Linked DNA regions of Homo sapiens: region 2 is linked to region 1. Evidence: chromatin contacts called from ENCODE Hi-C or POLR2A ChIA-PET data. All regions are on one chromosome and are shown on one strand. The core of a region is the stretch at or near the end of the contact, and the rest is flanking DNA. Distances in the headings are between cores, read along the strand shown. Region 1 has its middle 49 kb from the start of MIR4453. Region 2 overlaps TMEM154 (transmembrane protein 154).

Region 1 (4,051 bases), core at 1,299-3,798:
AATTGAGGACCATCTATACTTTGAAAAGGTGAAAGACAAAAGTCAAAAAGATGATGTGTTAGTGCATTTTGCATTGCCATAAAGGAATACCTGAGGCTGGGCAATTGATAAAGAAAAAAGTATTTGGCTTACAGTTCTGCAGGCTGTAAAAGCATGGAGCCAGTATTGCTTGTGGCAAGAGCCTCATGGCAGAAGGCAAAGGGGGAGCAGGTGCATCACATGGCAAAAAGGAGCAACAGGAAGTAGAGTCTCTCTGGGAGGCTCTGCCCCTATGGCAGGCTTCTGCTTGGGCACTCAGGCTTTCCCATATATGCTCTGAAATCTAGGTAGAAACTGCCGAGCCTCCTTCACTGTTACATTCTGTGCACCTGCTGGCTTAACACTGCATGGAAGTTGCCAAGTCTTACAGTGACTTGCACTCTTCAAAGTAACAGCCCAAGCTGTGCCTGGGATCGTTTGAGCCCCAGTGGGGATGGGGGGAGCAGTGTCCCAAGGTTGCACAGGGCAAGGGACCATGGACCTGGCCCCTGGAGCCATTCTTTCCTCCTAGGCCTCCAGGTCTGTGATGGGAGGGACTACCTCAGAGATTTCCGAAATGCCTTCTAGGCCTCTTGGCTATAAGCACTTGACTCCCTTTTAATCATGCAAATCTCTCTAGCAAGTGGTTGCTCCTTACCCTACTTGTATTTCTGTCCTGAAATGCTTTTTCCTTCTCCACTATATGGCCAGGTTGTGATTTTTCCAAACATTATGCTCTGCTTCCCTTTTAAACATAAATTCCAACTTTAAGTCATTTCTTTGCTCCCATATCTGATGGTAGGTTGTTAGAAGCAGCCACTCAGCATGTTCAATGTTTTGCTGCTGAGAAATTTCCTGCACCAGATACCCTAGGTCATCACTCTCAAGTTCAACCTTCCACAGAGCCCTAGAACATAGGCACAATGCAGCCAAGTTCTTTGCTAGGGTGTAACAAGGGTGACCTTTGCTCCGTTTCCCAATAACTTCCTCATTTCCATCTGAGACCTGCTCAGCCTGGCTTTCATTGTCCGTGTTTCTATCAGTATTTTGGTCACAATCATTTAACTAGTCTCTAAGAAGTTCCAAACTTTCCTGTCTTCTTCTGAGCCCTCAGAAGTTTTCCAGCCTCTGCCCATTACCCAGTTTCAAAGCTGCTTCCACATCTTCATATGTCTTTACAGCAACACCCCATTCCTCAGTACGAATGTTCTGTTAGTCCATTTTGCATTGCTGTAAACGTATACCTGAGGCTGGGTAATTTGTAAAGAAAAGAGTTTTATTTGGCTCTGGTTCAGCAGTCTGTACAAGCATGGTACCAGCATTGCTTCTGGTGAGGGCCTCAGGAAGCTTCCACTCATGGTGGAAGGTGAAGGGGGAGCAGGTGTGTCACATGGCAAAAGAAGGTAAGAAGTAGGAGGGACCCCAGACTCTTTAACAACATCACATGGCAAAAGGAGGCAAAAAGTAGGAGGGACCCTAGACTCTTTAACAATATCACATGGCAAAAGGAGGCAATAAGTAGGAGGGACCCTAGACTCTTTAACAATCAGATCTTGCAGGAACTCACTTATTACTGTGAGGAGGACACCAAGACATTCATGAGGGATCCTCCCCCATGCTCCAAAAACTTCCCTCTAGGCCCACCTTCAGCACTGGGGATCACATTTCAACTTGAGATCCAGAGCGGACAAACATCCAAACTATGGCAGATGGTAAAGTAAGAACCTTCTATTAGTCCTTTTCCTTATTTCTTCAACCTCTCACTGTACAATCAGAAGCTGTCACGTTCATTAACCTCAATTCTTATAAGCATGAAGTAAAACAAGTATGAGCAGGCAGGAATAAACCTCCTCACATCCCTGTTCCTGAAGAGGTGCTGCTTACCTGGTTTTACCACTCTCTAGGGTGGTCTGTCCACTCTGGAGTCTGGATTGCAGTTGGCAGTGGGGTTCATGAAGGACAGCTTTCTTTCTTTAACAAAGCCTCCAAATTTTTTTTAACTCAGAGCTTTATATACAGCTCAAAAATAAGTTCAGACTGATTGAATCCATACTCTGACAACTAACAATATAGAGTTAACCAAATAGTTAACCCAATCAAAATGTATATCTACTAAAAATATAAAAAATGTATAGAGCAGTTCCGGTGTTAACCTTTAATCTCTCCTCACTGAGGATTTAATTTGATTCTTAGCCAGATTTCACAGGGGTCACTGTGTCTGTGCTGGGCTCTCAGGGTCTACTTTCCCTAGACATTTTTCATTCAGAATCCTCTTCTAGGCTCCATGCTGTTCTTCATCCATGCCTGTCACCACCAAAATGGTCATTTCCTTGCATGAAGGCTCTTCGTTAATTTTCTTTCCCCATCTGCAGTTGCCCAAAGCACTCCCTTTAAGAACAGAAACTTTGTCAACTGTGTTTCTGTCGTAAGCCAGATATGTATGAGTGTGGAGCAGAAGGCAAGTGTTCCCTCTGTCAATACACACGCAGCAAGTGCCTGCAGCGGCCGCCTGTTACCCAGGAAATTCTTTCTTTCTCTCTCAGTTGATCCTTTGCTCTGTGTTGAGCTGTCCCCACAAGCTCTCATAGAAGTAGAGAGGATGTTTATAACATCTAGTTTTAGTACAATCTTAAAAAAAATCTCCTATCTTGCCCGGAAGTCATGGCTGATATAAACACCCTGGTTTTGCTATTCAACCCTTCTCAGTGTCGGCTCTCCTCAGTTTCTGTTTCTAATACGGGCATATTTGCTCCCTTGGGTTGGTAACTTTGCATCTTAACAAGTCCCTGTCTCCCCACCACCCCACACACTCAGGCAAAAATGCCACTTCTGATGTGGGGATTATTCCATTTAAAAGAAAAACTGAGGGCCTCTGGGAGGGCCTGCCTGGTCACTCAGCCCAGATCTCCTTAGACCTGATTATATATTTGAGCTATTTCCTTTTTGATCAATTGAAACATGCTGATACAATGTGTGATGGTTAATACTAAGTGTCACCTTGATCGGATTGAGGATGCAAAGTATTGTTCCTGGTTATGTCTGTGAGGATGTTGCCAAAGGAGATTAACATTTGAGTCAGTAGACTGGGAGAGGCAGACCCACCCTCAATGTGGGTGGGCACCATCCAATTAGCTGCCAGCACTGCTAGAATAAAGCAGGCAGAAGAAGGTGGGAGAGGTTGACTTACTGAGTCTTCCGGCTTTCATCTTTCTTCTGTACTGGGTGCTTCCTGCCCTTGAACATCAGACTCCAAGTTCTTCAGCTTTTGGACTCTTGGACTTAGACCAGTGGTTTGCCGGGGCTCTCGGGCCTTCGGCCACAGACTGAAGGTTGCACTGTTGGTATCCCTACAGTGAGGTTTTGGGATTCAGACTGGCTTCCTTACTCCTCAGCTTGCAGATGGTCTATTGTGGGACTTCACCTTGTGATCGTGTGAGTCAATACTCCTTAATAAACTCCCCTTCATATATACATCTATTCTATTAATTCTGTCCCTCTAGAGAACCCTTATACATAATGCTGCAGCCAAAGATACACATGTAATTACTTAAATCAATACATACTTCTAGGCCAGGCACAGTGGCTCACGCCTGTAATCCCAGCACTTTGGGAGGCCCAGGTGGGTGGATCACCTGAGGCCAGGAGTTCAAGACCAGCCTGGCCAACATGGTGGAATCCCATCTCTACTACAAATACAAAAATTAGCTGGGCATGGTGGCACACACCTGTAATCCCAGCTACTCAGGAGGCTGAGGCAGGAGAATTGCTGGAACCTGAGAGGTGGAAGTTGCAGTGAGCTGAGATTGTGCCACTGAACTTAAGCCTGGGCGACAGAGTGAGATTTTGGCTCAAAAAAAAAAAAAATGTCTGTTCATCTTTGCCATTATGGTAGATAATAAAGAATTTGCATACGTTTTGTATAGTTAAATAAAGTAATAAACATCTAAAGGAATATTATAAAATTATCTTGCTTTCTAGTTCTATAATGTCACTTACTGCACACTCCTTCCCTTCTGAAACATTTGAATAGACT
Region 2 (4,265 bases), core at 1,380-3,879, 79 kb before region 1:
TCTGTGGAGGGTTGTCTAATCACATTTAAAACTAATGACTGTCTTCACGAACAATGGCAAATTAAAATAAAGTCCACTCAGTTATTATTTAACTCAGTCATTCTCAACCTAACATACATACTTACTAGAGTTATTTGGGGAGCTTTTAAGAAATACTGTTACCCAGGCCACGCCCCCAGATAGTCTCAAATAACTAATTTGGTTAGGGCTTGAAAACTTCCCAGGTGACGCTGATGCACAGCAAATGTGGAGAACAACAACAGGTGTGACTGATAATTAGCCACAACTAAATGAGATTGTTTGAGCAACTTCAACCAGTATGCCCTGCAGACCAGCAGCATCAGCACAACCTGATTACTTGTTGAAAATGCAAATTCTGGTAGGACTTGGTGGCTCATGCCTGTAATCCTGGCACTTTGGGAGGCTGAAGCAGGATCGCTTGAGCCCAGTAGTTGGAGACCAGCCTGGGTAACAAAGTGAGACTCCCTGTTTCTACAGAAAATGCAAAAATTAGTCAGGCGTGGTGGCGCACGTCTGTAGTCCCACCTACTTGGTGGGCTGAGGTGGGAGGTTTGCTTGAGCCCAGGAGTGCAAGGCTGCAGTGAGCCATGTTCATACCACTGCACTCCAGGCTGGGCAACCAAGTGAGACCCTGTCTCAAAAAAAAAAAAAAAAAGCAAATTCTTGGGCCCCCTCCCAGACCTATTACATCAGAAACTGTAAGACTACGCCCAACAATCTGTGTTTTAAGAAGGGCTGTAGGTGTTTCCAATACACACTAAGGTTTGAGGACCGCTGTCTTAAAGCACCAATTAAAGCTATTGCTGATAGCTCTTCTATTAGCCATAACATTTTCTGGATATGCAGGGTTTAAACCCTGGCATGCATCTCTCTAATTCAGGCTTATTCAGGAAGGTGTGATTGTCACAGCCCTCTCTCATATCCTAGCTAGACTCTTCCAGGTTCTTGAGACTTCAGTGATGATTTTTAAGCTATTGTATTCTGGTGATAGAGTTGGCAGCTGCTAGGCAAGCCTTTGGCATCCAACTCCTTGACCTCTAATTTTTCTCAAATTCACCGAGGACCATAGAGAACAAGACAGGGAATGATCTGGTGTGGCTCAGGGGAGGCCAGAAGTGGGCAGGGTCTAGAGAAGTGAGACACAACTTCAGCTGCGTCCTGGAGCCACAAGGAGAACTGTAAAAATTATTGAGACCTGGGTTCTACCCCTAAATATTTAGATTGATCGATATTTAGAACAGGGTCTTGCTCGATTACCCAGGCTAGAGTGCACTGGTGTGATCATAGCTCATTCAGCCTTGGACTGGACTCAAGTGATCCTCCTGCTTCGTTCTCCCTAGAAGCTGCACCCTCAGGTATTTTGATGTAACTGAGTTTGGGGTATGGTGTGGGCATCAGGTTATTGAAAGATGCCTCAGTGATTCTATGGGCAGACTAGGCTGAGAACCACTGGAAGACTTCCTGGTTTGTTTTTCTCTCCTTCTTCTAATGCTAATCAGGCTCTTCATTATATACAGGAGAATGAAAAGGAGTCAGGCTTTTGGGTGTGATTTCTTGATCATCCTGAAATTCAAACATGTCAGTTACTCCACAACGCAGGGAAGAGTTTGAGGGCTTGACATCTGACATGTTTTCTTTCATTTTACCATCTTAACTATAAAATTGTTTAAATAATTTGCACATGGAGTTCACATAATTGACAAATGAAAGAATGGGGCATCTGACTGTGGTCCAACATACTTCATGACATCCTGAGTTTAGTAGCATTCTCTTGTCATTGTTTTATTTCACATTGTATTACTAATGTGACAGTCTTTCAGTAAGTTTATAATACTTTCTTCTTCTAACTTTAAAAGCTAGAGCTTGGTTGCAGTTTTATAACATATTTTTGTGTTTATTAATTAAGCTTTAAAAAAATTTTACTTTAAATTCCAGTGTGCAGGTTTGTTACATAGGTATATGTGTGCCATGGCGGTTTGCTACACCTATCAACCCATCATATAGGTTTTAAGCCCTGCATGTATTAGGTATTTGTCCTAATGCTCTCCCTCCCCTTGTACCCCCCCGCCACGACAGGCCCCAGTGTGTGTTGTTCCCCTCCCTGTGTCCATGTATTGTCATTGTTCAACTCCCACTTATGAGTGAGAACATGTGGTGTTTGGTTTTCTGTTCCTGTGTTAGTTTGCTGCGAATGATGGCTTCCAGTTTCATCCATGTCCTTGCAAAGGGCCTGATCTCATTCTTTTTTATGGTTGCATAGTATTCCACGGTGTATATGTACCACATTTTCTTTATCCAGTCTATCATTGATGGGCATTTGGGTTGGTTCCATGTCTTTGCTATTGTAAACAGTGCACGTATGTGTTGGTTGCACATTTGTTTCACTTTCAGAAAAAGAGAAGTTAGCTAGTTTGCTTCCTGGAGAAGCAGAGTCATTTCCATTTAGTGATAATGCCCTGAGCAGGGATAATGGGGACACTGTGCTGCCCAGCTGTTGGGGCTGCCAGGCGTTACCTCAAACATTTCTTCCCATTTACAAGGATTTCCCCATACATCCTCACCAGATGTGTGAAAGATGAATCCCAGATGTGTCTGCGTGAATATTGTCAATAAGTATTTGTAAGTGACTCTGTACACTGTGCAGTTTATTATCAAGTGATCTTAAGATTTTTGGATAAACAATAAAGTGAAGTATTGCAGCTTAGTTTCATCATTCACATGACTGACCACTTCCATTATCTCTTTAAAATGCTACATTATCTGACCAGAGAGAAAGAGAACTGGTGAAACGGAGAGAGACTTCCTGGGAGAGTTTGTGTTGCGGTCACTTGAGATGACTGTGACTTGGCCACCTAACAGCAGGGGCTTCTGCCAAATCTGCAGCTTATGAGGCTACCAGCCTCGGCCCTCACACCCAGTGATCTGGGAGTTTGGTCCCATGCAGGGCATGAAGCCACGCAAGACTGACCTTCACACACCTTTCTGCTTCTAACCTGTTGTGTTCCTTATTTCTTCTTTTCTATTCTTTTGCTTGTTAATGCCTCTCTCTTTGCCCTCTAACCCTGTGTCCTATTTCTGTCTTCTGTAGCTTTGCTAGTTTTACCTCTAGCCCCACCTCTTTTACCCTGAAATATGCCCAAATTTAGATAAGGAAGTAAAGTAGCAGTAAAATGAGGAAGTTATACCAGGCAGATTAACCTTCTGGGGAACAGCAGAGAAACAGGCAAGTACAGAGATGGGGGAAAGAGAACAGGTGATGGATGAAGAAAATAACAAAGACACAAATACCTGGCCCGTGTATGGTGCTTTATGGCTCCTAAAGCATTTTAACAGTTCTTATTTCATTTACTTTCATATGAACACTATGGGCTAGACAGAGCAGAAGGCCTACTTTTTTGGCTTTTAGGAAATGGAGAATTAGAGAGGGAGGGAATTCTTCCCAGGCCCCAAGGGTGCAGAGGGCAGCAGCCAGTCTCAAGCCTAGCTCTTCTGAATTCAAATCCTGTCTTCCTTCCACGATGCTATGGTTATGTCCTTGGAGTCCTGGAGCGCAGCACAGGGAAGTACCCCTGTGTGTTCTGGAGGGTTCACCTCCAGACTTATTTCCTGAAAGAGAGTTCTGCCTTCCTCCACAGTGGCTGGACTCCCAAAGTTGTAAAAGGTCACTTTCACCCAAGAAGCCCAGGATGCCGCCCGCAGGAAATCTCCATGGACGATTATGGGCCTTAGTCAGTGTTTCTTTAAACACAGTGGTTTTAGGGGGCCCCATGTCCACTGCATTAAGAGTGGCTGTTAACCCATAGGCCATGGGAGGGACACCTGTCATGTTTTGGGGGAAATCCCTTGAGCTGCCCTCCGCATCCATACTTTTGTGGCCTTTGGCACCTCCTCTGGTTTCCACCTTGTTGGTGTACACTTCTGATTTTCTTCCTAACTCTTACCTTGTCACCTTGGCAATCCACTCCTGGCTGCTGATCTGATTCTATGGCTCATCTTTGTTTGCCAGCTCACCTTTTGATGACATTTGATTCCTCCTTGCACAAACTCTTGGAGCTGATCCCCAGTGTTTTCAACTTTCCTCCCTTTGACATCCCAGACTCCCTGCACACCTGGTTCTTCCCTTAGTTTCTGTCAATTCTCATTATGTGGAAACTGGAGTACTAGGGTTGTCTTAGAGAATTTTTCTGATCAGACCACCAAGAGTAGTTTGATGCTGTCCCCTCTTACCCTGCACCTAACACCCT

The links. A loop is a pair of places that touch in the nucleus more often than their neighbours do. ChIA-PET counts read pairs that join two places held with the same protein, here RNA polymerase II (POLR2A). Pooled maps may share reads with other maps.
Region 2: a pooled map shows a loop between it and region 1 (2.1-fold over the local background). The contact joins two enhancer-like sites. A Hi-C loop is called at or near these places in 1 of 37 single-sample maps with no recorded cell type and 3 of 50 pooled maps. POLR2A ChIA-PET finds 5 or more read pairs at or near these places in 4 of 52 experiments (AG04450, OCI-LY7 and activated CD4-positive, alpha-beta T cell).

Annotation. Positions count from the first base shown.
Region 1 is chr4:152,583,793-152,587,843 of GRCh38, reverse strand. No RefSeq gene overlaps it. Among named protein-coding and RNA genes, the nearest start is that of MIR4453, 49 kb to the right of the region's middle. Within about 2 kb of position 2,548, at least 2 of the 41 ENCODE cell types and tissues checked have a DNase peak (open chromatin) inside an H3K27ac peak, as active enhancers do.
Region 2 is chr4:152,662,200-152,666,464 of GRCh38, reverse strand. All of the region lies in intron 1 of TMEM154 (transmembrane protein 154), which reads left to right. Among named protein-coding and RNA genes, the nearest start is that of TMEM154, 16 kb to the left of the region's middle. RefSeq lists a silencer at 477-536 and enhancers at 2,632-2,711, 2,802-2,871. Within about 2 kb of position 2,629, at least 4 of the 41 ENCODE cell types and tissues checked have a DNase peak (open chromatin) inside an H3K27ac peak, as active enhancers do.